Regions from separate parts of the Mus musculus genome. Here all the other regions are linked to region 4. Evidence: chromatin loops called from intact Hi-C (ENCODE). Cell type or tissue: heart. All regions are shown on one strand.

Region 1 (8,000 bases), 1.1 Mb after region 4:
AGGTGGGGCAGTCTCTGGATGGTCATTCCTTCAGTCTCTGCTCCAAACTTTGTCTCTGTAACTCCTTCCAGGGGTATTTTGTTCCCCCTTCTAAGAAGGATCAAAGTATCCATACTTTGGTCTTCCTTCTTCTTGAGTTTCATGTGTTTTGCAAATTGCGTCTTGGGAATTCTGAGCTTCTGGGCTAATATCCACTTATCAGTGAGTGTATATCATGTGTGTTCTTTTGTGATTGAGTTACCTCACTCAAGATGATATCCTCTAGATCCATCCATTTGCCTAAGAATTTCATGAATTCATTGTCTTTAGTAGCTGAGTAGTACTCCATTGTGCAAATGTACTACATTTTCTGTATCCATTCCTCTGTCGAGGGACATCTAGGTTCCTTCCAGCTTCTAGCTATTATAAACAAGGCTGCTATGAACATAGTGGAGCATGTGTCCTTATTACAAGTCGGAGCATCTTCTGTGTATATGCCCAGGATTGGTATTGCTGGATCTTCTGGTAGTACTATGTCCAGTTTTCTGAGGACTGCCAGACTGATTTCAAGGATGGTTGTATCAGCTTGCAATCCCACCAGCAATGGAGGAGTGTTCCTCTTTCTCCACATCCTCTCCAGCATCTGCTGTCACCTGAGTTTTTGATCTTAGTCATTCTGACTGGTGTGAGGTGAAATCTCAAGGTTGTTTTGATTTGCATTTCCCTGATGATTAAGGATGTTGAACATTTCTTTTAGGTGCTTCTTAGCCATTCCTCAGTGAGAATTCTTTGTTTAGCTCTGTGACCCATTTTTTAATAGGGTTATTTGATTTTCTGGAGTCCAACTTCTTGAGTTCTTTATATATATTGGATACTAGCCCCCTATTGGATTTAGGATTGGTAAAGATCCTTTCCCAATTTGTTAGTTGCCATTTTGTTTTATGGATCTATTCACATTCTTCTACATGATAACCACCAGTTGTGCCAGCACCATTTGTTGAAAGTGCTGTCTTTTTTTCCACTGGATGGTTTTAGCTCCCTTGTCAAAGATCAAGTGATCATAGGTGTGTGGGTTCATTTCTGGGTCTTCAATTCTATTCCATTGAGCTACCTGTCTGTCACTGTACCAGTATCATGCAGTTTTATCACAAATGCTCTGTAGTACACTTGAGATCAGGGATGGTGATTCCACCAGAGGTTCTTTTATTGTTGAGAATAGGTTTGCTATCCTAGGTTTTTTGTTATTCCAGATGAATTTGCAAATTGCCCTTTCTAGCCCTGTGAAGAATTGAGTTGGATTTTGATGGGGATTGCATTGAATCTGTAGATTGCTTTCAACAAGATAGCCATTTTTACTATGTTAATCCTGCCAATCCATGAGCAGACCACAGCAATTCTTATAAAGGAAAACATTTAATAGGGACTAGCTTACAGTTTCAGGTTTAGACCATTATCAGTATGGCCAGAAGCATGGTAGTGTGCAGATAGACATGGTGCTGGAGGAGCGAGAGTTCTATACCCAGATCTGCTGGCCCCCAAAGCTTACATCCAGCAACATACTTCGTCTAACTAGGCCACACCTACTCCATCAAGGCCACACCCCCTAATTCTTGTCAAGTAACACCACTCCCTAAGGACCAAGCAATCAAATATGTGAGCCTATGAGGATCGCCACAGTTATGAAGCCATCTCAACATGGTGCCTGGGTGTCTGCTGACTGGATGAGGAGCTGTAAGTGAATACAGTCTGATGCCAATCAGAAAGTGCAAATTCCATGGCTAAACACCGACCAAACACACTTTATTGAGAGTCCCAGGTCAACAGGTGTTTGCTGCTGCAGTGGAGTGTTTTTATAGCTTTGTGGACTCGTCAGGAAATAGGAGGGCCCTTCTTTAGGACACTGGTTTGTGTCTGCTTGGGTTTTGTCCATGTAGCTATAGAGGTTAACAATTACCTGAGCTATGATGGCCTCCCCAAAAGAGGATAAAATTTATTAAACATCTGAATGCAAAGAAAAATGACCTTGAGCCTGGTGAGGTCAGAGTTTAATCCCGGCACTTACAAGGCAGAAGCAGACAGATTTCCACAAGTTCAAGACTAGCCAGGTCTACACAGTGAGTTGCACGCCAGCCAGAGTTTCAGAGTGATGTAATGAATGCCACCCCTCACCCAAAAGCTTTGATTAAGCCAAAAAAGATTGTTACCAATGTAAAACCAAAATACCAAAACTCCGTTCAGAAGCTTTTTCAGAGTCATAATACAGACCTCACACTAATAACCATTTGCACGCCAAGAAAAAAAAAAAAACAGAGTGACATTTGCAGTTATCTAACCCGACCGATCTGGTGTGGAAGCTGACTTTATATCCTGAGCAAATCTGTATCCGATTCAAAGTGAGGTGCACTGGAAACAGTAAATATGCAAATATTCTACAACAAGCCTGTACTGCAACTTTCTTGATGTCCCTGACCCTGCCTCTCCCACTAGGATTTGTGAAGTTGGTACCAGATTTCTAAAAGAAAGCCTCGATACAGTCGGGACTGGCCCTGTCATTGTAGGCTGAGGAGTCACTGGCCGGCTCTAAAGCCTGTTTCTCTCCAGCCATGCTACAACCACCTGTGAAAGACCTAGCGCTGTCCATGATTGCTAAGACAGTTTCAAAGTCGAGCACACTGCACTTTTAAGTACATCTCACTTGAGAGAAGACTTATAGCAACTTATAAGTAAAAAATTTATCTATTGTGTTTCAAGAGTTGGCGGGACGCCTGGAAAACTCCGGGAGGTCTGAGTAAACCCCGTGGGACTTCCCGGGAGCCGGAGAGAGGAGCTTCCAGCTCCATCTGGACCACAGTTGCATCTCAGCGTCCCCAGGTGTATCATTTCCCATCCACCCCAGATCCCTATTAAATACATTATTTTACCGATGAGAAAGCCAAAGCTTGGGGAGACTGAAGGAAGAAATCCTAGTGGAAATCTGAGTGCAACAAACACACTGTGGCTTTATTCCATAGTGCGACAACTATTCAAAATCGGAACGGGACTGGCGCCATCCCCTAGCTGCTTCCACACTCACGCCTAGCCGAAATGCTCAGGCCATCACAGGATCCTCAAAGCTATGCCAGGACTTCTAATTTCACCATTTAACTCCAGGACGCCATAGAAACATTTGGCAACAAACCCATCCGTTTCCTGATTAAGTTTTCTTTAGCTCGGAAAATCCTGCATTAAGGCTCAGATTTTCACGCATCACAAGGATTCTAGAGACATGTGAGACTCTGTCTACGACCACTCCCCTCCGGACCCAGTATTTTACATATGGCCTGGTCTGATCAGCTGAGTCCAGAGAGGTACAGTGCTGGATGCCAGGCACCCCAGATGCCCGGGTACCTCTAGCTTCTGAGACTCATGCTTCCCACTCATAGCAGAATAACTTCAGGTCACCGAATTTTATTCAAAGAGAACTACATTCGGTTGTCTCATTTACGGAGCTATTTCTCAATGCGGTGGATGCCACCGAAGAGAGCCAGGTTTTCGTTAAGGATTCCACAGGGCGGCTTCTTCAGTGAAACTCAAGTCTGGCTATTGTCTTCAGTAAATCTTGCTCCAGCAAGGCCTGCATCCACTTATCTTTGTGAATTGAGATTCTGTGGCTTGGATTCGGTTCCTACTCCTCCACCGGCCTCTCCCCACTTCATACTCTTCTAAGCCAAACAAGGATGGGGGCTGGGGAAGCCCAGTTCAGCGTTGTATTCTTTGTCTCTTGCTGCCCCCTGCTGTTCAAGACAGGGTAGGCTAAGCAGACTGGCAGCGAGCTCCAGGAACCTGCCTGTCTTTGCTTCCCTGGTACCATGGAAAGACGGTGTCACCACACCCATATGTATGTATACGCCGCTGGATGGAACTTGGGTCCTGATGTTGTGGCGAGCATTTTCCAAACGGCGCTGGTTCCCTGGCTTCTCCATTTTTCCTCTCAACATGGAAATGAAAGGATAGCTCCCGAGCAGTGGCTCTGTGAGGGAGAAACAAAGTGTCTGGCAGCAAAAGCTATAGGATTTTCTTATGAAGCACTCTCATTCCATTAGTTTTTTTTTTTTTTTAAATAAGGAAACAAAATCGTGTTACTTAATATCCATTTCTATTGAGCCAGTTAGTCCATCTAAACACACACAAGAGTCCAGACATGCACTTTGGAGTTATGGGAGAGATTTACTATGACGTTATGTTCCCATTAAACCCATCAGAAGGTGGAACCAGATGCCAAGAAAGTATTGACTGCACAGGCAAAACCCTCCAACGAGTTCCTCCCGGTTCACCTTGAATATGTCCTGAACACTCACATAATTCACATAATTTGGCAAAACCCATTGTAACACAAAGCCTATTTGTTAATAAAGTCCCGACTAACCCATGCCATTTCTCCAGCTCTCCAGGGAAAGGTGCCACAAAACGTCCCATTGGAGAAAGAAGAGAGTAAGCAGGTAGAATCACACTGCAGTTTGGCTTTGCTGCACCGTATACATACAGTGGACTAGAGGCCAACTGAACGACAGTCAAACTCTGGTGGGCAGGGGGACAGAACAGCATCATGAGGATCACACATAGGTCAGGAGCTCTTCACATGCACACTTCAAGAGGCACAGGGACTAAAACTCGAGTCCTCACCTGAATGAAGGTCGTCACAACCTCTGAGTACCTGGCCACTTAATTCCTTCACCCACCAGAATGAGAGTCTCAGGAGAGCAGACACTTGCTGCCCAGTTTACCATGTACTCACTCTGGATCGGCACAAATCCAGACGTGTTCAAGGTAAGGTCTTCCTGTCTCCGATCAGCAACCACTGATATTCATTTCAACCACTGATGTTCATTTCCCAGGCAGCAGCCAGACCATCTTTCTAAAACTCGAATCTGATCATGACTGTTGCCTATTTGGAAGCCCTCCAATGACTCCTCCTCAGTTGTCCTGGCAAAGCCCAAACCCCTAAAATAAGCCAATAAGGGATGGTGTGCATTTCAGCCACACCAAGGCCTTTTGGCATTCCTAAGGGTCATGTGTCAGGTGTCCCAGCATCCACACCTGTTCCCTGACTGGAATCCCTTTCCCTCTTCCCTAAATTGTGGTGACACCCGCAGGACCCAGCTCAGGGATGCCTCCCACTGGGCTGAAGTAAAACTGAAGTAAGAGGTAAAGCTATCTTCCTGGGCCTCCAAGTTGTAGGGTCTTAGTTTATTGGTGCTAAGGATGATTATCGTGAGCCATTACTTCTGAACCTGTGTTTTGCTTTCTTCTTCCTAAGCTCCTACAACCTCCTCTATTTCTTTAGGCATTTACTACACAAGATATGGTGCACACACCATTAGGATTTCTATGCCTGTTGGTCTCTTAATGGGACCTTTATGGAAGGCAATTGGATGTTCATTACTGTGTTCCTTTAAGAATAAAAAACAAGTGCCAGGCGTGGTGACGCACACCTTTAATCCCAGCACTCAGGAGGCAGAGGCAGGCGGATTTCTGAGTTCGAGGCCAGCCTGGTCTACAGAGTGAGTTCCAGGACAGCCAGGGCTACACAGAGGAACCCTGTCTCGAAAAACCAAAACAAGAAAAAAAAAGAATAAAAACATGAGCATATCATAAAAATTAGATATAGCATTCTTCTTTTAAACCTGTGTGTGTGTGTGAGAGAGAGAGAGAGAGAGAGAGAGAGAGAGAGAGAGGAGAGAGGAGAGAGGAGAGAGGAGAAAGGAGAGAGGAGAAAGGGAAGGAGAGAGGAGAGAGAGAGAGACTCTTAGGAGAGAGGAGAGAGGAGAGAAAGAGAGAGAGAGAGAGAGAGAGAGAAAGAGAGAGAGAGAGAGAGAGAGAGAGAGAGAGGAGAGAGGAGAGAGGAGAGAGGAGAAAGGAGAGAGGAGAAATGAGAGGAGAGAGAGAGAGACTCTTAGGAGAGAGGAGAGAGGAGAGAGAGAGAGAGAGAGAGAGAGAGAGAGAGAGAGAGAGAGAGACCCTTTTCCCCAGGATAACAAACAGGGTTTCAGATGACCCAAGACTACTAATAAAAATGATGTCATTCCAGGCTCATCTTTGGGGAGATAGATCAACTTTAATTGAGGTGAATCAAAGGTTATATAGTCCTGGGGAAGCAGGTAGGACTATCCAGGGTGGGCAAAGCTCATTGGTTGAAGGCTGAGGTGCTGAGATGCCTCATTAGCATGAGGAGGCACTCTAGGAATTCCAGGCGCTCCCTGAATGGGTTCTTATCTGGAGAAAGGAAGCTGAATCTGTAAGCAAGCGCCCCAGGCAAGGTCAGAGAAGGAGAAGCCCTGTTGACAGAGGGGGTCTGCCATTTTGCACTGAATATGTGTGGTGTGTGGTGTATGTATATATATGTGTGTGTAATGTGTATGTATATGTGTGTGTCTCTGTGTGTGTATGATGTATATGTATATGTGTGTGATGTGTATGTATATGTGTGTATCTCTGTGTGTATGTATATGTGTGTGTGATATGTATATGTGTGTGTGAGTGTATATGCAGAGTGGAGATCAACCTTGGTTCTTGCTCTCCCTTTGTTTAAGACTAAGTCTTGTTCACCACTGTGTACGCCAGGTCAGCTGGCTTTGAGCCTCCACTCTCATCTTGCTATAGGAATGTGATGTTATAGACATGTGCTATCTCATCTGGCTTTCTATGGGTTCTGGGGGTCCAAGTTCAGGTCTTCATGCTCACAAGGCAAGCCCTTTTCCCACTGAGCCCCCCCCCCCCCGTCCCCCAGTCTCAGATATAACATTTAAAGAATGACCTCTGAGGTCCTTGTGTGAGTACGTAAAATCCCAGAGTCCTGCTTTATAGGCCAGAGAAGGAAAAGTGTGGCTCAAACTTACCACAACTGGTTCTTTGTGGAATTCTGGAAGGTGCCCTCTTTAGGATCTGATGAAGACAAACACACATGATCCTTCTCAGGGTTTCTGAGTGTCACGTGGGCGATTGTATGGGAAGAACTCCAGGTGGTCCCTGCCAGGACAATGCTAATAGCAGTAATGAAGTGAACAAACGTGAAATCATTGATAGCACTTATGGCTACAGATTCACTACAATTATCCCCATAATGCTTGGAGGTGACAGAAGCTGGCACCGAAGGTGGGTCTATTTAATCCTCTCTCACACTGGCAAGGTTACAGGTAACTCCCTTGCCTGGGATCTGCTGCTCTGAGCCAAATGACACAGCAGCTCATATACCTCTCCTGCTCAAGAGTAAGTCCCCAGCTGCTGCCAGCGGGTGGACCTGAGTGTCATGAGACTGTGTGTATATGAAATGACTCTGCATGAGAGAAGAAATGGATGCTTTTCATAATTCACATCTCAGATTAAGATTTATCATCCCAGGAGTTTTGGTTCAACTTTGAAAAATAATGTCATCTATTTATGTTGTATACGTATGGATGACTTGCCTGCTTGTGTGTGTGTGTGTGTGTGAATCACGGACATGCCTAGCATCCACAGATGCCAGAAGAGGGCGTTAGATCCTTTTCATTGTATTTACAGATAGTCATAAACAGTGTGGGTGCTGGGAACCAAGCCAGGGTCCGCTGCAAGACCAGCAAGTGCTCTAGATACGGAGCTGACTCGCTACCTCAGACTTAACATGTTTTTTTTTTTTTTTAAATGAAGAAAACATAATCTAACAGAGAAAACATCACACCACAGATAATTTAGGCCTTCATGAATACTAGACCACTTTATACGTAAGTGTACTAGATTATAAAGCTAAGTCGCAATCCATCCTGGAACACACAAACAGGTCTCTATTGGAAATTTGCAGATGACCATTAATGGCAAGAATTAAACTTTTCTGGTTTTTGTTGTTGTTGTTTGGTTTTCGAGATAGGGTTTCTCTGTGTAGCCCTGGCTGTCCTGGAATTCATTCTGTAGACCAGGCTGAACTTGAACTCAGAAATCTGCCTGCCTCTGCCCCCCAAGTGCTGGGATTAAAGGCGTGCGCCACCACAAACTTTTCTAAAGAAGCGACC
Region 2 (8,000 bases), 330 kb after region 4:
CCATCTACCTCTGAGCTGGAGCAGGAGGTGACTGACCTCAAATAAGGCCAGTGTGCCTCTAACAATGGCTTCAAGTACAAAAAAATCGTAGCAAATTCTAGAAACTGAAGAAACGTCTTGCTCGTTGTGGGGCCCTTTCCTTAAGCAGCGCAGGGCTGCTGGGAACTGTTTCCTTCCAGGGCAGTGACAAACACTGGGGCTACAGCCTCCAGGCTGGGCCTGTGGAGCCAGGATAATTAAAGCCAGAAAGTCAGCTGCAGCAGCAGTCCGGGAGATTATCAGAGGCCTAGCTTTGGGATATTTAAGGAGTACGAGAGAGTGGCCAGGCTTTCAGTAAATAGCCTTGAATGTTCCTTTAGCATTAATTTGTTTGGAATTATTCAAGCCCCAGGCATCCCTGTATAGTTAGAACCCAGACAAAGGATCTTGCAGACATCCATCTTGATTGGGTACCTGGCATTCCTATAAGTACACTGTCACACTCACTCACACCTACAAATACACACACAGGCACACTCAAGGATACTGTATCATACAATGGCACCCTCACACACACAAGCCAACTCACAGGTACTGTACCATACAATAACACACATGGGCTCAGGCCCACTCACACATACTATGTTATACAACATACACACTTGGGCCCACTCACACATACTATGTCATACAACACACACACACATACACGGGCCCACTCACATTCATACTCTAACATGCAAGAGCACACACACACTCACATAGATAATATAATGTGAAAACACACTCAGGCACATTCCCATAGATAACATAACAAACACACCTACACATGATCAGGCTCACTCACACAGATACTCTACACTGGCACACAATTAAGCACATATTCATTCATTCTCTCGCTCTCTCTCTCCCCCCACACACACACATGGAAGATCTGGAAGTGACAGTATGGGTAACCCAGTAAGATCACGTTGGTTGAGTTTTGGAAAGACAGTCTCAGCTTGTTTTGTTCTAGAAGGCACTAGATATTACCATCTGATGTTGGGGTGCAGAGCTGTGGCCAGGCCTGTGCTTCACATGCACAGTGCTTCCAGAATGCTAATTTGAGTAAAACTGGGAGGTGACTGTTGTTTGTTTGTTTTCTTTCTTTCTTTCTTTCTTTCTTTCTTTCTTTCTTTCTTTCTTTCTTTCTTTCTTTCTTTCTTTCTTTCTTTCTTTCTTTTTTTTCCTTCAAGTCAGGGGTTTCTCTGTGTAGCCTTGGCTGTCCTGGAACTCGTTCTGGCTGTCCTCTAGCTCAAAAAGATCTGTCTGCCTCTGCCTCCCAAGTGCTGGGATTGAAGGCATGTACTACCACTGCTTGACTTGGGAAACGTCTGGGGATTTTCTTTCATATAATTACATCTCTTTCTTCCATCCTTTCTTCCTTATGAACTTAAATAAATAAATAAATAAATAAATAAATAAATAAATAAATAAATTGGCAACATGAAAGTCAGGATTCTGTAAATATACAAGCTGAGGTAAGGACTAGGGTGAAGGAAGAAAGTGTGGAGTCATAGAGACCAGAAAATGACTGTGGAAGATTAGGTTATTTGGATACAGGACAAAAGGAGGTGGCAGAGCAGGCCAGGGGACAATATCCTGCTGACTCTGTAGGCTTGGGCTTGTGATGGCTTGACTTGGTTCTTGTGATACTAAGGATCAACCCCATGTTGGCATGGACCTTTTCAGAATGCTTACAGTAGGCTTACTCTCAAATGGCCCCACCCCCAGGTCAACGGCATGGACATCAGCAATGTCCCTCATAACTATGCCGTGCGGCTCCTGCGGCAGCCCTGCCAGGTGCTGCGGCTAACGGTGCTGCGGGAGCAGAAGTTCCGTAGCAGAAGCAATGCGCACGTGCCGGACTCCTATGGACCTCGGGATGACAGCTTCCATGTAATCCTCAACAAAAGCAGCCCCGAGGAGCAGCTTGGCATAAAGCTGGTGCGCCGGGTGGATGAGCCCGGCGTGTTCATCTTCAACGTGCTAAATGGGGGTGTCGCCGACCGACACGGCCAGCTGGAGGAGAATGACCGTGTGCTGGCCATCAACGGGCATGACCTTCGATTTGGCAGTCCAGAGAGTGCAGCTCATCTGATTCAGGTGGGTCAGAAGTCACCCTAAGATCTCAGTCAGAAACACCCACATGAGCAGGACCACTCAGTCACCTTACCATGTACGCTGAGAGAGCCTTCCCTCTAAGGAGGTCAGGGCAAGGGCTGGCGTTTTCAATGAACGAGAAAGAACCCAGTGTACACAAATGATGCCCCTTGGGTCATGATCTTTACTGATAGCATTGTGGTGTTATGTATTCTGTCTCTCCATATATATATATATGAATGATGGGATGGAGATTATATATATATATATATATATATATATATATATATATATATATATACACACACACACACACACATAAAATGATTATAATGATATAGTCTATATATGAGAATATATATGTATGTATATGTATGTATGCATGTATGTATGTATATCCCATCTTTTCCCTCTAGTCTGCTTTGATTCTGCTTTGATTCTATTTTATGGTTATCTGCCAATTAGGAAAGTACAATACTGTGGCAAATAATATTCTACACGTACCTAGATCATTGTCCAGCAAGGTTAAGCACTCAGTGAATAAATGCTTATTATATGTAAATATTTAACTAATAAATTAGTCGAATTATGAACAGGTAAATATATATGCAATATAGTTTGCTCTGGGGGGGGTTAAAAAAAAACAATTCACCACCTACATTTTGTTTTTACATGCTTTGAGCTTTGACCCTCTGCTGTAATCTCTACTTTTTATCTCCTTAACTTTGCTTAGTTATCACTATTTGAGCCTCTATGTACCAAGCAGTGCCTGGTACAGTGATGAACATGATGATGGTGGTTGCTTGCTCCTCAGATCTCGAAAAACATTCTGTTTCTGATTTTGTACAACCAAGAAGGCAGAGCTAGACTAGAAAAACTGACCAGGTAAAATAGCCACACGTGAAATGAAAGTCTCCAAACCCTTCGGGAAGAAACTACTTAGCTTAATTTTGGAGGTTTTTTTTTTTGGGGGGGGGTGTTTGTTTGTTTGTTTTTCTGTTTTTTGGGGTTTTTTTGTTTGTTTGTTTATTTTTACCTTCAAAAATTAGACTCTAAGAGGCTGTCCATATTTTTTTCATGTTACCCTTGTTAGCGCCCTCTGCAGGTCACCCAGTGTAACTCCCATTCAGGAGCTCATCTTTGCCAACTGTAACTTGTGCAACAGGCAAAAGAAAAACTCTAGCTCATGTTATTTGGAAAAAATCTTGATTACATGTGGCATTTTACTCTTGAAGATTAATAACAGAAGAACATGTTTTTCCCTGAGAAAGTAAATGTATGAAATAAAATCTTGCCTAACAGTGGGAATTCCTTTCTTAAAAAATCCCTTTGCTTACGAAACAAAGCCAATCTGCTTTATAAGCAGAAAGAAAACTTTCTATTTCTCAGAAAGGCTAGGGTCAAGCTAGTTGGGGAAGAAATTTTTAAAATAGATATTGTAAAATTCTCTCTCTCTCTCTCTCTCACACACACACACACACACAACAAAAAATGCTAAGCAATAGCTTGCTGTCTCAGAAAACTGGATTTTATTTATGTGATACCTGTAACACACACCAGACTGCAGGGATTAAACTAAATCCCCTTCAAAGATTGGGACTCAGATTTCCCCGGGGCCTTGGCTGTGCTGCCCGTGGGGCCTTGGCTGTGCTGCCCGTGCCCCCCCCACCCGCGCCCCCCGCCCCTCCCCACCCGCGCCCCCCGCCCCTCCCCCCCCATGAATCACATTTGCTCACAAAGGAATTCCCAGAGAACAGTCCTCTTGGTCTTCTTCTCTCCCATCACACCACACTTTTTGCTTACATAGCAGAGACCACAGTGATTTTAAATTGGAGCAACTTTACCTATGTGAAGCCCCTAACCTCGGCTTCCTCAGCAGCTGCCAGGGCAGACCTGACCCTAGTTTAAGACACCTGGAGAGTCGAGGCCCTTTAAGAAGGAAAACTTCAAGAAAATAACACCTCATGCAGGGAGCCATTGACTCACTTGGCAGCTTAGTAAGGGCCACGTGAGTCTTTACCACTGTTGACTTCTCAGGCTTTTTGAGCATCCTTACTGGAGAAACTACATGGAAAACAAGCCTCCCAGAACTCTCTGATGTTACATCTGTATCCCTGAGGGTTGGCACATCCCACCCAGTTATTCTCACGGGAACCTGGGAGTTCTAAGAACATGAGGAATTCCCATCCATGTGCAATTCTAGACTCTAGTGAGTTAAGCTTGTCTAAGAGTTCAAATATATACAGACAGCGAAGAAAGCAATTATGAATTTCAAACTGAGTAACCTTCCAGGGGCTTTTCTCTTCTTCTTTTCCTCCCTCCCTCCCTCCCTTCCTTTCTTCCTTCCTCTCTTCCTTCTCTCTCTCTCTCTCTCTCTCTCTCTCTCTCTCTCTCTCCCTCTCTCTCTCTCTCGCAACCCCCCAGAAACTGAAAAAAAAAATCAAATCAATTTATAGAAGTGGGTGGGAAGTAAGTGGGGGCATTCACGGCCATATGTGTGATTTCTGTTCCTTGGATAAAATAATGTTTAAATATACCATTGTTTCATCAGAGATCTGAAAGTCAGCCTGTTAAACCTTTAATAAGAACGTGTTAGGACTTCCAGCAGACCTGAAAGCAAACCATGCTCTGCTCACTTGCCTACGGTTACTCTCAAGTCAGCATTCCAGGTCTTGAGTTGCGCTTCATACCTGGAAAGAAAGAGGCACAACTCTTGTGGGGATTTAAACATTCAAGTCCCTGGGAGCCAATAACAACCACCAGTGAAATAGGACCTGCTGGGTCTGTGTGTGTTTCTACAAATCAGCACAGCTCGTGTAGAACCCAAGCCCTGCTTACATAAATTGCCTTACCAGGCTCCCGTAGTAAATTTAGTGTGCATAGACTAAACTTAAATCTGCTTATGCTCAATTCGCAAAGCCCAGGTGATTACTAAATAGGACTCAAAATTCCCCCATTGTCTTGAGAGAGCGGGACTTGGAAGCCCGTATCACATTTCATGAGAATGACTTAGGCGGCGCTGTATATTACATCCAAGTGTTAAGGGGTCCGGTCACCCCGTTGCCCTTCCTGCAGCATACAGACACCCTTCCCCACCCCTGCATGCTTATTCCTTTACTGTGGAAGAGAAATAATCTTGGGAATAATAACATCCAGCTCCCAGAAGAGAAATGGTGCTAAGGCAGGGGAGTGCTGCGGTTGTCCTTTTGTCTATCGATCAGCAGTTTCAGGGAGCCGGGCACCAGATTCTTACATTGAGTGTGTCACTGACGTCGGCATGGCCATATTTCCTTCATCGCTCAGTCTCTTATTTCTACAATGTAATGCGCTGCTGCGATGATGACGCTGTATGTGGAGTTATAGACTACTAAGGAAAACAGAGCAAGTGTCGGATCTAATTCTCCTTTCCGGCTCTTTCCTTCTTACCACCTTTCCTCACAGCTCCTCAATTTCCTGTTTCTGTGACTGGGTCTCTGATGCTGTTTAACTCATGGAAGAGGGTCTACTCTCTAGAAGAGAGGCATGATTTTTTTTAAAAATAACATACTAGGCAGTGCTTAGTACTAAAACCTCAGAGATGGGCAAATTCTAGGTTTACACCAAGTTCATACATCAACTTCCCAAACCCTATTAGCTTATTCTAGACTTATATTCCCAAAGCCTGCAGTTCTTGGCTCGGTGGAAATAATTTCCCCTGAGAAGTTCTTTTACTCCCAAGAGGGGAGGGCAAGGATAAGAGCTTTGTTCCTGACCTTGTTACTTGGTTTGTTGTATCTGTAGAGTCAACAAGGATGACTGTGACCTTGGCATGTTTCTGGCTTAGCAGTTGGTTCTAATGTCTGCACTGCCAAGGAGGGTCTCTGTTCCACTGTATGGTTTCAGAGACAGGCTGTGCTGTTGTGAAGGCCTGACAACTTTTCTGTCACCTTCTAATGAATTGTTAATAATGAAACAGATGTCTGTACCTCTTGGCCCTGTAGAACACAGAGACAGTAGCCTTTGCATGAAATAACAAGACGAGACTATCCTGATGCCCTCTGTGCTGTTAGTCCATCTAGCAAGAAGACTCCACTAAGATGGCTAGACTAGAATTTATTGTCTTGGTCCAACTCTACACCCCAGCCAGACTCAGCATCATTAGAGTGGGGCCAGTGCTCGCATTGCAAGCACCGATGGTGAAGAGTAGGAACAGCTGCCCCAGAAAAGACAAAAGCGAGATGGAATTGAGCCATCTTTAAAGATGGTTGTCTCGGTAGGCAATGTTTTGGCCCTGTCTTACAAGACATGGCTAGAATTGACTGAAGTTCAATGTAAAGACTGGCTTTTTAATTAGGGCTATATTTAACTTGCCACATACTACTTAGGAAAGTTCAGCTCCCTGTTTTGGGGAGCACGGACACATGAGTTGATTGACAGAATGACAGTATGTTGTTGTTGAATTGAAGCAGGACCCACAGAGAAAAATGTAGGTTTGATGATGTCTGGCGGCTCTTACATATCTGTGACCTTCTGCATGGATGCAAGCAGGGCACCACAGTGCCCAGGGCTTTGGTAGCATGTGCTGGATGAAGCAAGAATGATATTTAAATGTTGAAGAAATGAGATCACCGAGCAGTGTAGAAACACCCGTCCCACAAGTGTCCGTTGAAGATCAGTTGATGCTAGACTGCTGCTTCTTTCTGGGGATTTTTAAAGAGTTAGATGCATAGGATGAATTTCGTTAAGAAGCAATTTTTAATTATATTCATTTTGTTTGGTGTGCGTGTGCAAAAACACATGTACAAATGTGCAGTCAGGGTCAGGTGACAATTTGTAGGAGAGGTCACTTCTCTCTGTCCATCATGTGGGTCCTGAAGGTGATATTCAGACTTTTGGGCACTCTCACTAAGGATCCATGCTTCAAGCCCCATGAATTTGGATCTTTGTTCTGTTTTATTTGGTTTTGTAGAAATCGTTGAGTGGGGCATGGTGGCATATGTTTATAATCCCAGCACTTAGGAGACTGAAACAGAAAGATGTTAGGTTCTCCACGTGAGCTACATCCTCTTCTTAAAGGGGAGCTGACGATGATCCAGGAAAAGTCTTAAGAGTGGCTGAGCAGAAAGCATCTCTCCTAAAAACTGACTCTGTTGGTTCTACTTTAGCCCTTCTCCGCCTGTGTCAAGGGACTGCCCTTTCAAATACGCCTCTTTTGCAGACCTAGACTGTGTTGAGGGTCTGTCCCACAGAGCACAATCGTGACACCCAGCAGTCAGTTTGGTTCCCTTGCCCCATTTCATGTGTTTGTAGAGAATAACACTGCAGCATGGTGGAGGAGATGGAGACCCCTGAACTTGAAAGTCTGCAGAGCCAGTACAAGGAAGACAGCAGGTGAACCCACAGAAGCTGGCTAAGTGCTCACTCGGGCCACAGGAGGCTGAGGCAGCAGAGAGTGAGTTTCAGGCCAGTCAGGGCTACATAGCGAGACTCCGTCTCAAAATAAATAATAGCAATAACAATAGTAATAATTTAAGCATATAGTGTGAATATGCAGGTGTTTGTCCGTGTCTGTGCCCCCAAAGCAACACAAATGACTTACTCAATTTCAGTTTTCCTTACAGTTAGGGTAATTCCTTGGCTGGATGAGAGGGTTGGACTGCCATATACTGGTCCTCCAGCAACTTTTGCTCTGCCTGTAATATCATTGCCCTCCTAGCCACTGTTTCCCATTAAAACAACAACTCTGCAGTGCACAGTTTCCTGCGTAACTATGGGCATGAAACAAAGAAGCACTCTTACCTTCACCCCTTCTGTGCCTCTACCTTGTCTCCCCTTTCACATATCACAGTCACACGGGTGGAAAGAGAGACTCTCGTGCCCGGGACTGTTGTTTCTCAAGC
Region 3 (8,000 bases), 1.3 Mb after region 4:
CCAACCTGTGTGCAGGATTGCCTGCGAACAAAATGCCACTAAATCTCTGACATCCTGGGATTTGTCATCCTCTCGAAGGGATATTGGCATGCCGCCGTGTCTGAAGCTTCTGACCTGACAGTTTACAGCTGGAAGGGATCATGGCACCCCATGTCTGAAGTTGGCATCCACTCCACTCGAAAGCTACTCTGGAAGGCATGGGTGGCTTCAAGAATCATGGTTGACCAGACTCTGAACTTTCCCTTTTGGACACACAAGCTTCTATATTAGGATACCTCACACATTCAAGGCAAAACCATCTAAAGCAGTCTCCAGCTTGTGTCATACCAGAGTCTGAGGTGGGCAGTGAGCTTGCATACTCAAGAAAGAAAGGACCAACTCCCATCTTGCTTAGGCTGGTCCTGAGAAGTGCTGGTCTAAGTCAGGAGGGGGCCATCCCTGGAAACAGGCAATACCTTATTCTTAGCGCACCCTACTATCTCAAGTTACTGGGAAGCCCACATTCTCTGGGGAGCTCAGGCAGTCTGCTGTTCTTAAAGCTCTGAATGAGGGAAAGTGATGAAGTCATACCCAGCTGGCTTCCCTCAAAAAAGCTCAGAGAGTGTTCTGTTTAACATCACACTATCCCTGGTCCTCCCTCCATGTTTGCTGTGCCTCCCTCTGGGCTCTGGGACATCAAAGTTCAAAGGTCTATAGTCAGGCAGAGCCCTGGGGCTGAAGCTGACACTCCAGGCAAGACTGTGGGACACTGGGAACAAAATGGAACAAGATCGCTGACCCTGGTGTCTGCTGACTGTGTCTACACATGCACATTTAAAGGGGACAAAGAAAACACAAGACTCAAGGCAATTGTTTGGAGTTTCTGACAATAAGAAATGGGCCTCTCACCTATGGGGGATCTTGGAGAAAAGCCACAGAGGGTGTGAGGAGAGCACAAGTGGACAGCTTGTTATAAAGGGCTCAGCAGACAGAATGGAGTCATGCCCTGTTCCCATGAATGTATTTCTTGTGTAAAGACTTCGGGAAAAAACCTAAGGTGCAGACACACACACATCAGTCATATGCCTTTATCATACACTTGGGAGGCAGAGACAGGTGGATATCTGTGAGTTTAAGGCCAGCCTAGTTTACATAATGAGTTCCAAGTCAGCCAGTGCCCAGGGTCACTTAGCCTCTATATTGAAAGAAAGAAAGGAAGAAAGAAAGAAAGAAAGAAAGAAAGAGAGAGAGAGAGAGAGAGAGAGAGAGAGAGAGAGAGAGAGAGAGGGAGAGGGAGAGAGGGGGGGAGGAAGGAAGGAAGGAGAGGAAGGGAGAGAGAAGGAAAGAAAGAGAGGGAGAGAGCAAAGTGGGAGAGTAGAGAGAGGGGACAGGGAGAGACAGACAGACAGACAGAGAAGAAAACAGAAATTGGTTTATATAAGTCAGGCTGGTTTGTTTTTCTGTCCAAGAGCTTGAGGGAATACAACAAAATTCTAATGTTTACCCTGCCCTAAAATTACTAAACTACTTCTATCTTTTTTTTTTTTTATCTATGTGTAAGTATACCAAGTGGATGCCTGGTATCTATAGAAGCCAGAAGAAATCGTCAGACCCCCTGGAAGAGGAATTAAAGGCGGTTGTAGGCCACCTCGTGGATGCTGGGAATAGAACCCAGATCCTTTGCAAGGTCAGCCAGTGCTCCTAATTGCTAAGCCCTCTCTCCAGTGCCTCTATTTTCAAACATTAAAAATCAAAACAGAAGCTTGCTGAGGGTTCAGTAGTTGGTATTATGCATGAATCTACGTTTGTGGAAAGGAAAAAGGAAGGCTTCTTTGTTTCTCACAGCTTTACTGCCAACATTGGCATATTTAGAAATTAATGGCTATATTTAAATGCATTTAATTCTCTGGGAAAGGGGATCTTAACAGAGAGGTGGCTTAGTGGGACCTCTCCAAACAAAATCTCAGACTGTAGAGTGCTAGTGTTGGGTTAATTTTGCTTAAGGCATCTCTTCAACATAGTCAAAAGGATACACATTTCAGGACACTCAGCCAAAGAATGTACAGTAGAGCTAGTCCAGCAGTTAGCCAGGCTCCACTATCTGTCAGTATCTGTCTTTCGGTCTTTCCAATACAAGATGTTCTCTTTCAATGTGAGTGAAGATATTTTACTCAAAAAAGAGCCTCTGGCTGCTGAATTCCTTCAGTTTGACTCACTGCTCCCTTGAAAGATTAAGCACACTATTTTTAGAGCAGCCAGCAATGTCAGACTGACAGTTCACCTCCATGATCAGGGTAGGACCTGAATCACCTCCAGGAACAAGGTGGTAGTGGGCTGGCAGGATCCATGCCTACCCACAGCTGTACAGGAACTGATCTAGTCACACACACACACACACACACACACACACACACACACACACACACACACTTTGGTTTCACAACAGAGACAAGTTACAGATACATGTTATTTCATCTGGAATGAGAAAAAAAATTCACTTCTTAGGTTGAATTTTGTTTCTAGCAGGATTTAATGAACAGACACAAATCATAATAGGTATCTACCAGCCAAGTTGAGCTCGTTTGGAGACAACCTGATAATTCAGAGGATGGAAAATGCATTCCCACAATCCCCTAAACTACTGCCACAGCTCATCATATTCCCTTGTTTCTTGATTCTGCGTTAAAACATCATTAATACTGAGCTATTGGCATTTAAAGCAAGAGCTTGAATTACCTCATTTGAAGTCAAATGCTAATCCCTTACACTTTTCCTAAAGAAGCCAAAAGAGAGAGAGACAGAAGAGAAGAAAGTAGGAGGAGAGGAGGAAGAGGAAGGGAGGGAGAAAGAGAGGGAGGTAGGGAGGGGGAGGGAGAAAAAGAGAGAGAGGGAGGGAGGGAGAAAGGGGAGAGGGAGGGGAGAGGGAGGGGAGAGGGAGGAGTGAGAATGAATCCTATTGAAGAATTTGGCTAACTGGGGGAGGGGAGCACACATGTTCTCTTCTTAGATGAGGCTTACCAAGAACTTTAAAGATGTCATTTAAATCAATCTTGAAGCCTCCTCCTCTTGTCCAGATTCACTGCAGGCCATTGGGTGCTGCGTAGTTCCAGGGTACACTGTTCTCAGAATGGCCTGTCTCAAGCAATAATGTTACTACAGCTCTGATGGTTTGGTTGTAGGTTCTTCTCAGCAAGAACCTTCATTCCCAGTATAGATCAGCTGCGTCCCTAAGCAGACGGGTGAGGACCATTTTGCTTTCTCCATTGCAGTAAGACTTCTTTTTTGAAGATATTTTTATTAATACTTTGAGAATTTGTACAAGCAAACAACGTGTTTTGATTATATTTACCCTAGCTCATCCACCTAACTCCTTCCAGATCTAGTCCCAATTTTCTCCACACTCTGTCCCAAGGTCATATCCTGTTTCCTCTTAAACAATCCACCAAATATAGTTTGTGTTGCTCATATCTTTATAAACTCGGTGATGGGGCCAATCCGCTGGATTGTGATCAGTCTACCAGAGCCACACCCCTGAAAATAAAAGGATTTTCCCTCCACTAGAAGCTGTCAACTGTCGATAACTCTATGAGCCCTCCCTATCAATGCTAGATGTGGCCTGGCTTGCTCTTGTGCATATTTTTGCAGAAAACCATAGCTGCTGTAAGCCAGCTCTACATCTATTTGTGTGTATATGTGCCTTCCTGAGCGTGTGTGCACCATGTATGTGCAGATGCCTTTAGAGAACAGAAGAGAGCATCAGATCCTCTGCAACTGGTGTTAAGGTGGTCATGGTGTGAACGCTGAGAATGCAGCCCAAGTTCTCTGCCAGACAAGAAGAGAAAAAGCTGACATCCCAAGCCATTCATTGCATTCATCTCAGTAAGAACTCCAGGTTGGTGGTGTTAGATTGAAATTTTAAAATACCAAGATAGATAGATAGATAGATAGATAGATAGATAGATAGATAGATAGATGATGACAGATAATAGACAAATAGATAATAGATAGATGATAGAAAAATAGATAATAAATGATAGATGATTGATAGTAGATAGATGATAGGTTGATAGGTAGATAGATAGATAGATAGATAGATAGATAGATAGATAGATAGACAGATAGATAAACAATTAGACAGACAGACTGACAGACTGATAGACAGGCATGGTTGATAGATGGATAGATAGATATGATTAATGAATAGATGATAGACTATTGACCAATGATAAACTAATAAATGATAGATAATAGATAAATGATTGATAGATGCTAGATGAGATAGATAGATAGATAGATAGATAGATAGATAGATAGATAGATAGATAGATAGATAGCCAAACAAGAATTACTCCCACCTTCACCTCCTGTGCTTAAGAAATTGCTTCTTGAGCCTTAAGAGGATAAAGCATATAAGCATATACATCCTTTATGGGGTGCTATGACATAGTTGTTTAGATTTTCTGACACTCTATATTTTTATCCCGACCATTCATTATCAATGCAAGATGTTTTCCAAGTTTACAGTGACCAGTTAAGCTAGGAATGACGTTGTAGATACTATCTGAGGACTAATATTTTTTATTTTTGAACCATTACCAACAGCAAGTGTGCTCGTCTCATTTCCTAAGCAATATTGCCATCTAGTGCCTTCTCTCAGACATTTCCCAGGGAACTTCTGGGTCCCAGGCCTGAGTTTCCCTGGGAAATGCTGCTTGCTTGGACTTCTTCCAACTGTGGTGGCAGCTACTTAGGGAAGGGGAGGTCACACCAGGAAGTATTATGACTTTGATAAATCCAATGCCATCCCTGTTACATTCTCACCACCCGATAGTCAATAGAGAAAGGTTGAATTCAAACATTGAAAAGAGCTGTTGTTTCTAGCTAACATTGTTTAGAGAATTAGTAACCCAGCCAAGCCTCTCAAAAGTTGTCTCACTCAAATGAGGGTTACACGTGACTCTTTCTTTAGAATCTAACTTTGCTTTGATGGTGGCAAATTATATTGGGCTTTGAAAGAAGTGAAGATGGGGGCTGCATTGTTCATTGGGGAACAAAGCAAGTATATTTCTGGCAGTTCTGGGATCACTGATATTTTTTCAAAGTAGAAGTCCAAACTGTTCGATGGCGTGTCTGTGGGAATTCCAGTCATGGCGGGCCACCCGTGGGGGTCTGATGTCACCTTCTCTCCTTTGGGATTTTCCTCTAGAGACAATGGAGGAATAAGCCTAGGTCATCCAGGAACTCCTCACTCCCCTTGGCCTGTGACGGCGACTATCCAGCTGTACTCGTGGGGAGTCACGATCCTAGCTATGACCCCAGCTTTCAATCACACATGCTGAGCCCAGATCTCTGCGATGTAAGGGAGTAAAGAAGTATAGTTTTCTCAACAACAACAAAATGTATCCAACACTAAGGACAAGAAAATATTGACATATATATGGGAAATAAAATGAGCATTCTCCCCCAGCCTCTTTTATCGACAATCTAGATGTGTGGCCAATGACTTGCCATGTGTTCTAGGTACACATGCAGATAAGGATTAAATATGCTCAATTTTCAATGGCTTGCATATTTCTGGATGGAAACAAGTAGTTGAGCACATGCAGTCTGTAGGTCACACAGCATTCACAGTTGGGAAAGTTCCAGGGATTGCATTAGGCCTCAGGTATCCTGTTCAAGGGTTAATGAAGCCCGATCTTTGGCCAATATTTCCAAACCTGCCTTTCTGTGCTGATGCAAATGCCCCAGAGACTATTACTAGGCTTGACAGGAAACCCACAGATGCATCTTTGATGTGCATACCAAGTATTTTTGTCAACAATTTGGGAAATACTAGCTAATATTCTCATTGAGTTCACTGAGCTAAGATTTACCATAGTTCAGATTTATTGTACATCTAATTTATTTTTTAATTGTTTTTAACAGCCTAACTATTTAAAGTCAAAATCATTTGAAAGTTCAGTAAAATGAATGCATTGTATGAATCAGGGCATATGTGAATCTTCATGTGAAATGTCATTTGCTGTCTTCATATCCACTCATACTTCGCTTAGAGGTTAGATGCTTATATGTAAGGGAATGCATGGGTGCCAAAGAGATGAGAACAACTGAAACCAGGAAAAGGGAGAAATTCAAAGAGAAGCAAGAGGAAATTAGAAATGAAGATGTAAAGATATAAGGTAAGGGATTTAAAGAAAGACATACACACTGGATACATTCTGGTATCAGCATTGGAAATGGAGGCAATTTTATCTTATAATACAAATACAATATACAATATTATGTAATATTGTATCTTAGAAAACAAAGATAAGCATGTATAAAACACACAAGAGATTCCCAGTTTGGAACTTTTATTGGGTACCCGGTTGTACATCCTTTACTTCTGTAATAAAATACTAGAGGCAGATTATTTATACTACAAAAAAAAAAAAAGCTTTATTATAGCTTAAAGTCCTGGATAGCTGGGACACAGAGTGATGCTAACAGAGTCTACAGACAGCACAGAGCTCCACACAGCAGAAAATGCTGAATATATGTGTTTATATGTCTCTTCTGCAGCCACCAGGACTGAATCATGCCCGGCCTAAGGACACTACCACACAGAGCCCCACAGTGGGAGTCAAATTTCCCCCAAGCATCACCCTTCAGTATGCACAACCCCTTAGCTCTGTCAGAATCTCCAACAACTGAAAGTTGTGCACTATGCTGTGTCAACAGCAAAAGCCTCTCGAATGATAATGAAGGGAACTTGCTCCATCCTGCCTCACACTCATGACCCACAGGACAGGACCAATGCTGACATCTACTGGTCTATGGCAAAAATCTACAACTTGTTCCCTGATCTAAAGAGACAGAAGTATCACGGGAATAAAATGCCTTGGTCCCAATGTTCCAACAAAAGAAATGAGTTACTAAAGGACCTGATTTATCGTGTGACAACCGAGGTACTTCGACAATTGTCCAATGACTGGGTCGCCTTTCTAGATCATTTTACAGCACGTTTTAACACATCGTTTCATTACTAAAATTCTGAAAGCACTATAAGTCAATTTGTAATTAAATCTGCAATATACACACTTGTCAGCCACCCAGTAGAAGGAAACAGATGCCCAGCTTTGATAGTGAATCGTGGGTGACAATGTGGAAGTCTGGTTGTGCTAACCCCTGCTGGGAAGCTTTTCAAATGTGAAGTTGTCCACTCACAGTTTATTTGAAATGGGAAAGCTGGTTCCCATCTTACTCTCAAGGCCTCTGCTCATTTGTGGATTAAGGCTAAACTGCCATTCTAAATATCTTTTTTTTTTTCATGTGGTTCCTGGGCTTGTAGTTCCATGACCTAATGCACTTTGTAAATGCTAGATTCTTTAAGATTCTGTAACATCTCTACCCTTAATTATATGTATGAAACGAGTCAAAGCAATACCACTAAGAAATCTTCCACCAACTCTACAGCCCTACAGAGTGATCTCAGTATCACTCTGCCCACTATGGCATGGATGTATGACATGCCTAGAGACAAATTAGAACGGTCAGCAAATGCCCTACTGCAACTTAAACATCCAATGGTGGAGCACCCAGCTGAGCTAATGGGGCGTGTTCAAGGCGTGTCCTTTGAGCTTCGTCTTCCTTCTTAGACTGGCTTCCTTAGCAATGTCAGGATTCTAGCATAGAGTTCTATTCTCTGGTATATTTGACCATACTATTCTACCCTTCCCTTTCGTAGCACTCCACCCCCACTCTGTGTGTGTGTGTGTGTGTGTGTGTGTGTGTGATGTGTGATGTGTGCATGTGGATGTGGGTGCATGTATCTATGAGTTGAATGTGGAGGCTGGATGTCTTCCTCAATCTGTCTCCACCTTATTTTTGAGACACACCCCCGACCCCCGCTGACCTGAGCTCACCTGTTTATCTTAGGCAGGCTGACCAGAAGCTTCTGTTGTGGGCCTGTCTCTAACCTCCCAGCACTGGAGTGAGACATGGGATGAACTGCCATGCTCAGTCTTACAAGTGCTAGGATC
Region 4 (8,000 bases):
TATCTTGATCTAATTATCTGTGACCTGGCTGTGGATTTAGTTCCCCATTAAAGCTGTTGCTCTGTCTTTTCAGAGGTGTGCCTTTGAACTCACCATTTTGGGCCCCAGTGTGCCCATTTGAAGAGAATGGATAAGTAGAAGACATTTAAAGGACTGGCTATGGGCTGGGCTGAGGGTGAGGCCCAGTGATAGACTGTGTGCTTAGAATGCACCAAGGCTCAGGGTTCCATTCCCAGTAAAATACAAGCATTTGCTCTGCATCAGGTTCTTAGAGCCCTCCCTGCTCCATTATCTCAAGCCAGCTCTGTGACCGCTCTTTGGAAAGCTGGAGCTGCCATCCCATTTCGCAGAGGAAGCACCTGAGGCACAGAGGGGCTGAGACATTGTTTAACTGCCACAGTGATGGAGCTGAGGAGTGGAGCCACTTGGCCTGTGTGTGTAACTGCCTCTGTTGTTTCCCCAAAGCTTTGTCTTGGGGGTAAGGATGGAAGGGAGTGTTGTAAATGCACAGTTTGCGATGGAGGGCAGGGAGGAGCGCTGCACAGATGGACTAAGCTCATTAGTGCCACTATCAGGAGGCAGTGTGACATTTCCCTATAGTCAAGAGGACCTGAGCCAGGAATGGCACCTTCTGGTTCTGGAGTGCTGGGAAGAGGAATGGGTCCTTCTCTGGGACTCAGAATCCCCTGGCAACTGGGCTTGACTGAATTCTGAAATGCTTGCCTTCTAGTTAAGGGGCAGGGCTCCCTCGGTAAGTAACAAGGGCAAGAACGCTGAGCTCTGTGACAGATCAAAACATGTGGACATGGGGGCCCCATGTTTTAGTTAGGATGATGCTAAGGGCAGGGAACAAGGTGGAGTGGCTCATCAGAGACTATTGAGTGCCAGAGTGGTCCACAGTAGGGAAAGCAGTGACTTCATTAATCTACCCTGTGCTGGGAACCATGCAGAGCAGTGTTCCCTAAGTTACCTGGTCATAAGAGAATGTTAGATAGAACATTCTATCACTTTCTTGTACGGACATGAAAACTGTGGCTCAGAATAGTGAAGCGACAGATCTATGCTCACACAGATTATTAAAGTACGGCAGGATTCAAGCTTCCTTCCTGATCTTTCCAATATTCTACAGTTCTGCCTAATGTCCCATTTTTCTTCCAATAACATTTACTAAAGAATTGAATTTCATCTTCCTTCCCTCTCCTTTCCCCTTCCTTCCTTCCTTCCTTCCTTCCTTCCTTCCTTCCTTCCTTCCTTCCTTCCTTCCTCTCTCCCTCCCTCCCTCCCCCTCTCTCTCCCTCCCTCTCTCCCTCCCTCCCTTCCTTCCCTCCCTCTCCTTTCCCCTTCCTTCCTTCCTTCCTTCCTTCCTTCCTTCCTTCCTTCCTTCCTTCCTTCCTCCCTCCCTCCCTCCCTCCCTCCCTCTCTCTCCCTCCCTCTCTCCCTCCCTCCCTCCCCCTCTCTCTCCCTCCCTCTCTCCCTCCCTCTCTTCCTTCCCTCCCTCTCCTTTCCCCTTCCTTCCTTCCTTCCTTCCTTCCTTCCTTCCTTCCTTCCTTCCTTCCTCCCTCCCTCCCTCCCTCCCTCCCCCTCTCTCTCCCTCCCTCTCTCCCTCCCTCCCTTCCTTCCTTCCCTCTCCTTTCCCCTTCCTTCCTTCCTTCCTTCCTTCCTTCCTTCCTTCCTTCCTTCCTCCCTCCCTCCCTCCCTCCCTCCCTCCCTCCCTCCCCCTCTCTCTCCCTCCCTCTCTCCCTCCCTCCCTTCCTTCCTTCCCCCTTCTTTCCTCCTTTCTTTTATTTTTTCTTTTTCTAAAATTTTTTATGATTTGTTTTTCAGTGGAAGTGTACCCAGAAATTTGTTCCAAATGATTATCTAAAAGCCAGATCACGTTTTCGAAAATATCTTTATAGTCAATGTGTTTCTACATTTTGAGACAGGGTTTTGAATTCTATAGCTGTAGCTGACCTCAAACTTGGGGCTTTCTTGCTCCAGTATCCAGAGCACAAAGCTTCAGAGACCTTCAGTGGGCTCTGGGATGAAGTGGGTTTTCTTACAGGATTAATCCTGGTGCACAGCAAGTGAGCATCCTCTCTCCTCCCAGGACTTCATACCGGTCCCTATTTCAATATCAGGTTTTCTTGGGTCAGTGGTCAAACCAGTGGCAAACAGGCAAGGTCCAGGCAAGCCACGTGCCAAGCCCAGTGTCCCAGCAGGCCAGTGTCTGGAGCATTGATGAGGGACTCAGAGGCTGTGGCTTGGGATGGCAAGATGACCTTCCTGAAGGGTCATTGTCAGGTGCACAAGGCTTTATCTGAAATGCACCCCTCCCTTTCCTGACCTTCCTTCTAGCACCAGCCCTGGTTCTTACCTGTGCTTTGGCCAGATCCATAGTGAGTAGTGACTATTTATCTTAGGATCTGAGTCAACACATGAACTTGGGAACTCCTGCTTCTCTTCCCCCAACCTTCCTGTGCCTTGTGCTGGTGACACTTCCACCCTCACTATCTCCAATGTCATTCACTTGGCTGTCAAATCACTGTGCCTTCTCCTCTGCTTTTGTCTTTTTGTGTGTGTGTGCTTGTCCCCTGAACCCTCCCCAAACACCCCAGTGCATTCCTACCCATGGCTTTTGGATCAAATCCACTGTTCTGGTTGCTATGTCTGCAGAGAAGTTATAAGTAGCCTTTCCAGACTCTTCACCTCCCTTTAGTATGATCCTTTGCACTTTCCGGCTGACTTTTAATTGGCCCATGCTCTTCTTCAGCTTAGCTTCCTGTTGGAGACAGGGTCCCTCCATGTAGCTGAGGCGAGCCCTAAACTTTCGATCTTCTGTCTTAGCTTCCGGGGTGCTGGGTTTATAAGTATGCACCACTGTTCTTGAAGCCTGGCTTTCTCTCAGCCCACGAGCCTCTTTCTCAACCACCTGTGGGTCTCTTAAAGCCCACTGGTTCTTCAGAGCTCAAGGGCAAGTCTCTCTTCCATGTGTCTTCCTTCATCCTCTAGTCCAGATGCAAACGACCTCTACTTTTGCAATGAATACTTTTTCCCCTGTGGACTCTGCTGTTCTTGTATTATAACTATTAATAGTTTTGTCTGACTCTTCTTTTAAAAAGCTCTTGGCTATGCTTAGGACTGAACCCATGGCCTTGAATTCTACCTATGGGTTACAATCCAGCCCTGTGTCTTATTTGATGCCTCCTTTCTTAAAGGCTAACATTATGTCCTTGTCTTGCGTTTTGTTTGTTTTTTTGTTTTTTGTCTTATAATAGAACCTTATATATTGAGCCAGGTTTAGTGGCTGACACTTGTAATCCCGGCACTTGGGAAGCTGAGGCAGGAGGACTTTCAGGAGTTTGAGGTTAATTCTGGGCAACAGTGACTATTAGATCCTGCCTCAAACAAACACCCAAAGTAATCTTATACATAGCTAAGCTCAAACATATTTGTAGGAAGGAATTACTCCATGGAAGAAGTAAGCATCCTTCCTTGTCAACAGAGAAGATGTCAGCTGAGAATAGACAGCTATGTTGGCAGCCAGCATGAGCACCTTTTAGCTGCTAGAATTTCAGTCCTTCATTGACTACAATGATACATCCAGATAGTTCCTCCCAAAGAACATGGATCAAATCTCTCCCAGTTCGATGACGTGCAGGGCTCAGGATAGAATTCTCTTGCTAGAACCTCATGATGTGTGTGTGTGTGTGTGTGTGTGTGTGTGTGTGTGTGTGTGTGTGTCTTACTTTGAAATGACTGCAAATTCTCTAAATACCTCCTGTAGGGAAATCTGCCTGCCCCCTCACATAGCGATAAAATCTTAGCACAAAGCGAAACGGATGATAAATGGAGAAATCTGGCCCCCATCTGCAAAACGAATGGTTTCAACTAAAGGATCCATCCATCGAACTCGTGATGGTTTGAAAATATTACACATTCTCTTAAGTTCTCTGAGAAATTTGGCCAAGCCGACCAAAACACCCCACCAAAACCAAAGCCTCCCGAATAGCTAGGTTTTGTAGAGGGAAAGCAGTGACTTTTTACAGACTCTCTCGCTGCTCCCTTGTGGGGACTGAGGCGCCCGGTATCTAATCTACTCCCCACTTCCTGTGTTATGAAATGCTGGGCATAGTTCTGTCTTGGCTCACTTGCATTGTGCTAGAGCCAAGAGCGGGACAAAAGCCACAGCAAACACTGCCCTCTTTCGTCCGATTGCGTCTCTGCCACTTCTCCGCGGGCCAGGCAGGCAAAAGGGAAGGTTATAAACGCTGAGAGAGCCTTGGCTTGTCTTTCCATCTCCGTGGTTTCTCCGTGCGACTGCGAGGCCTCGGCAACGGGGAACATCTTTATTTTGGTGTCATAAATATCTCAACTTATCCAAGGCTGCTACTCTTGCCTGACGCTTGCTCCGTTCTGAGCTCGGAAGAGTGGGTGTGAAGCAGAAAAGAGCCCTCATTGTTTAAGGTCTCTCAGCTCCGCTTGGATTGAGCTCTGAGCTCAAGATAAAAACCCCAGAAAGTGACACGTCAGCAGCCACAGAGAGGATCTCTTCTGCCTTCCCAACCGCTCGTTTGGAAGAGAAGGGTTTTCTCTTTGTGGTTTGTGGAATTCTTTCCTCATAATTGGGTCATGATGCTCATCAGTATGTTGTTTGGGGATGAACTGTGTGGCCCCCCAAATAGTGCTATAGTGCTTGATCAGGTCTGTTGAGGCAATCTACTGCTGCAAGGCCCGCAAGAGAAAGACATCGCTGCTTGTGGGCTGATTTGATTTGATTTACACAGGTTTGGGTGTTTGTTTGTTTGTGTTTGTTTTTGTTTATTTTTTGGTTGGTTGGTTGTTGTTTTTTTGTTTGTTTGTTTGTTTGTTTTTTTGATACAACCATGAATCACAATTAGAAACTAAATATTGGCATGACTTCATTTTTTGGTTGATTTGAATCATGCTTCTCACCTATTTCTTAGGGTTTGTGGGGTGCAAGGGTGAAGAGTCAGAGGAAGGGTGTGTCACTTAGGAAGATTCTGATCCAGGCAGGAAGGAAAGCAATAGAATGTGGAATTGGCCCACGTGTGATTTTTATTCCTAAGCTTTAGCCCAAGTTCCAGTGACTCTAAGTCCTTGATTTCCCAGAACAGCTCTAGAGACAGGTATTTGGCTCTGCTGTGCCCAGCAAGGAAAGTGTGCTTTTCAGAGTGTGTGTTTCTATGGGCAGCTTGGGAAATGTTAGATACAGTCACAGAGACATAAAGCTACCTCAAGGGCCAGGTCCCTGGGGACCCTGGGTGTCTGCTGTCCAGTGGAAAGCCTACAGGGATTGCTACTGCACATTCCAGGAATGTTCCAGAAGGAGTGCTACCTCTTCTGATCTCCAACACCCTCTCACCACCAGCAGATCTCTAGAAGAGATCTAAGCCAAGAACAAAGTCAAGAGATTGATCCATTTGTTCTCAGTGAGGGCTTTTGATGGGGCATTTACACAGGCGTCTGTCAACGTGCAGAGATCAGGGAAATTTCCAACAAGGGGGTTAGGAGGTGCGGAGAAGGCTTGTCCCTTAAGAGAAGCCAGCCAGATACCTGGGGCTGAAAGCTGAGGGCTGATGGCCTACCTTTGATAATTGCACAAAACTCCATCATGGCCTAAGCTGGATGGTGAGTGTTTTAACTTCATTTGAAAAGGCCCGGGGGTTGGAAAGATGAACTCCAGTTTTCCTGGGAGACTGTCTCAAAATACGAGGTGGAGAGTTACTGAGGAAGACAACTTATGGCTTTTATACACACTAAACACATTACTTGTGCACTCACAAACAAATGATCTCACGGACACACACACTGATTTTATGTTGTCCTTGGGATTGACTCAGAGCTCAGTACTTAAACATTTGGTGGCTACTGACAAGAAAGGCTGTCCTGAGTAGGTGTGCTTTCCTTCCTTCGGAAAGATGGGGTTTCAGGCAGGCCAAAGGAAGGAATCGCCCCTCTGCTAAGCTTCAAAAGTGAAGGGGCAGTTTTGTTTTGAGACTTAACTATGTAGCTCTGGCTGACCCAGAACTCATTCTGTGGACTGGGCTGTCCTCAAATTCACAGAGATCCTCCTGCCTCATACCCAGCACTAACTGAGTAAATTTTTAAAACTTAAGTTTCTTTTCATGTCTGTCTGTGTGTGTGTGTGTGTGTGTATGTGTGCATGTGCCAGCTTGTATGTGTTTATATATGTGTGTGCTTGTGTGTGCATATGTGTGTATGTGTGTGTGTATATATGTGTTTGTATGTTTGTGTGTTTGTGTATATGTGTTTGTACATTTATATGTTGACATTTGTGTATGTACTTGTGTGTATGTGTGTGTGTGAAGCTCTCTCAAATCTCTCTCTCTCTAGCTTCTTAGCTAGTTTATTTAATCAGGAATGATATACTGAATACTAACTTCTTGAGTTTCTGCCGCACGGTATTTTGTCCAATCTGTTTCTCCTGGTTTGCTGTAGAGGCGAGCTGTGTGGATGAGAGTGGGGAAAAGCCAGTCTACACTTAATTTATAGAGCAGACTGGGAACAGAAACTAAAGAGAGTTATTTCTTTCACTTGGGTTAAGTCTGGAGAGTGTTAGGTGATGGACAGGCACCTTGATTAAAGACTTATCTCTCTTCTTTTCACCCCCCACGCTTCTTTCCTGACCATAGGTCGATTGCATTTCAATCACTCGCAGTCTCAGCGGGGCAGGGCTGCCACAAGCTCGGGACCAGCGCCTGGGCCAGGCTGCATCCCAGGGGCTCATCCTGGAATCAGAGCTGTTGATGGAAGCTTTACCGTATTTCTCCTGCTATTGCCTCCTCAATCCTTGACTCTTGCAGGGCTAGACTGCTGCGCTCTGGCGCCAGGATTCCCAGTCCCCGCTGGATACAGCCACAATAACAAGAGCCCGAGCAGGCACCCATAATGGATAACGACTGTTTGGTTGGCCTTTCCACGAAGATCTGGAGTCTGCCAAACACAAATGCTGATTTAGAACTCATCTAGGAATCCACCCTGGCCTGGGGTCCCGGTGTTTGGAGATGTTTTTTACAGCCTGGCTTAAGACTAGGCAGCACCAAACAAATAAATGGAAAGTTCAGAGTTGTGGTGTGTCAGGGACAGCAGGTTCTGTGTGGGCAGTGAAGTGAGCTAGGCAGGGAACCTCTGCTGGCACTGCTGTCTGACAGACCACATTTTCTAGTTTGGCTTTGAAATTTGAATGAAAAATGTGTAATAAATGTGGTGTCTGGAGAGGAGAGTTCAGAGACCTCTGTGAACCAGGGAGAGTTCTTGTTTGTTTTTGTTTTTGTTTTGTTTGTTTGTTTGTTTTGTGACAATATTTTACTATGAACCCTAGGCTGGCCTCAGACTCAAGGCTCTAAGCTTCCTTCTCAGTGCCAAGACACGTGCCAGCGCCCATGACTCTTCCCAGGTTCTCCATAGTTTATCTTTCCAATCTCCTCCAGCTCTTCCATGGTACAAGATTATCTAAACTGGGGAGTTCTTTGCAAATGGGAGTTACTAAGCGAACACCCTCCTCCTCTCCTTCCTCTTCCTCCTCCTTGGAGCCAGGACATGCATATGAAGGCTAGCCTAGAACTCACTACACAGCCAAAGATGACCTCTTGAGTACCAGGATTACAGATGTATACTAGCACTCTCAGTTGGTGCCATACAAGGGATGGGGACCCATGGCTTCATGCTTGCCACACAAGCAAGCACTCTGCTAAGCGAGCTATGAGCTTGCCCTAAGCTGATGCAGATGCACTGAGCTGCTTAGAGCACCCAACTCTACAGAAGCCCTGACCAAACCATTCCAGGAACACAAGGAGACCTATTCTCTCTGAGAGATCTTGGGAAAGGGAACTGGAGGGGGCCCGAATGTCTGAGGATACACAATCTGCCTCAGCAGGGGCAGATACAGGTCTGTAGCAGCCAACCAGGAGACCTGGCTGTCTCAACAGTCTTCCCTCTTGGCTCCATTTGTCTGTGTCTCCTCTTCTTCCTCAGAC

The links. Hi-C counts contacts between places; a loop is a spot of excess contacts. Peaks named below come from ENCODE experiments on the same cell type or tissue, not always from the same donor. Only the 100,000 strongest peaks of a DNase experiment are listed, where the experiment ranks them.
Region 1: a loop joins it to region 4, with 2.1 times the contacts of the local background. A loop is called at or near these places in 3 of 42 quality-filtered maps.
Region 2: a loop joins it to region 4, with 3 times the contacts of the local background. A loop is called at or near these places in 2 of 42 quality-filtered maps.
Region 3: a loop joins it to region 4, with 5 times the contacts of the local background. A loop is called at or near these places in 4 of 42 quality-filtered maps.

The regions. Positions count from the first base shown.
Region 1 is chr5:73,849,945-73,857,944 of GRCm38, reverse strand. No RefSeq gene overlaps it. Among named protein-coding and RNA genes, the nearest start is that of Gm34960, 49 kb to the right of the region's middle. In heart, a CTCF peak has its summit at 3,756 (motif pointing left); a DNase peak (open chromatin) is centred at 3,714; H3K4me3 peaks cover 521 bases; H3K27ac peaks cover 658 bases; H3K27me3 peaks cover 372 bases.
Region 2 is chr5:74,614,098-74,622,097 of GRCm38, reverse strand. It overlaps Lnx1 (ligand of numb-protein X 1), which reads left to right. Exons shown (of 11, transcript NM_001159577.1): 6 at 1,753-2,124. Among named protein-coding and RNA genes, the nearest start is that of Gm32304, 30 kb to the left of the region's middle. In heart, a CTCF peak has its summit at 3,228 (motif pointing left); no DNase peak of the experiment used is centred here; H3K4me3 peaks cover 197 bases; H3K27ac peaks cover 983 bases; H3K27me3 peaks cover 371 bases.
Region 3 is chr5:73,682,986-73,690,985 of GRCm38, reverse strand. No RefSeq gene overlaps it. Among named protein-coding and RNA genes, the nearest start is that of Gm34902, 35 kb to the right of the region's middle. In heart, CTCF peaks have their summits at 4,612 (motif pointing left) and 6,797 (motif pointing left); DNase peaks (open chromatin) are centred at 605 and 2,275; H3K27ac peaks cover 2,144 bases.
Region 4 is chr5:74,940,397-74,948,396 of GRCm38, reverse strand. It overlaps Gm52779 (a long non-coding RNA gene), which reads left to right and starts at 4,110. Exons shown (of 2, transcript XR_003955748.1): 1 at 4,110-4,766; 2 at 6,657-7,270. In heart, a CTCF peak has its summit at 4,193; DNase peaks (open chromatin) are centred at 4,146 and 6,806; H3K4me3 peaks cover 1,776 bases; H3K27ac peaks cover 2,878 bases; H3K27me3 peaks cover 2,319 bases.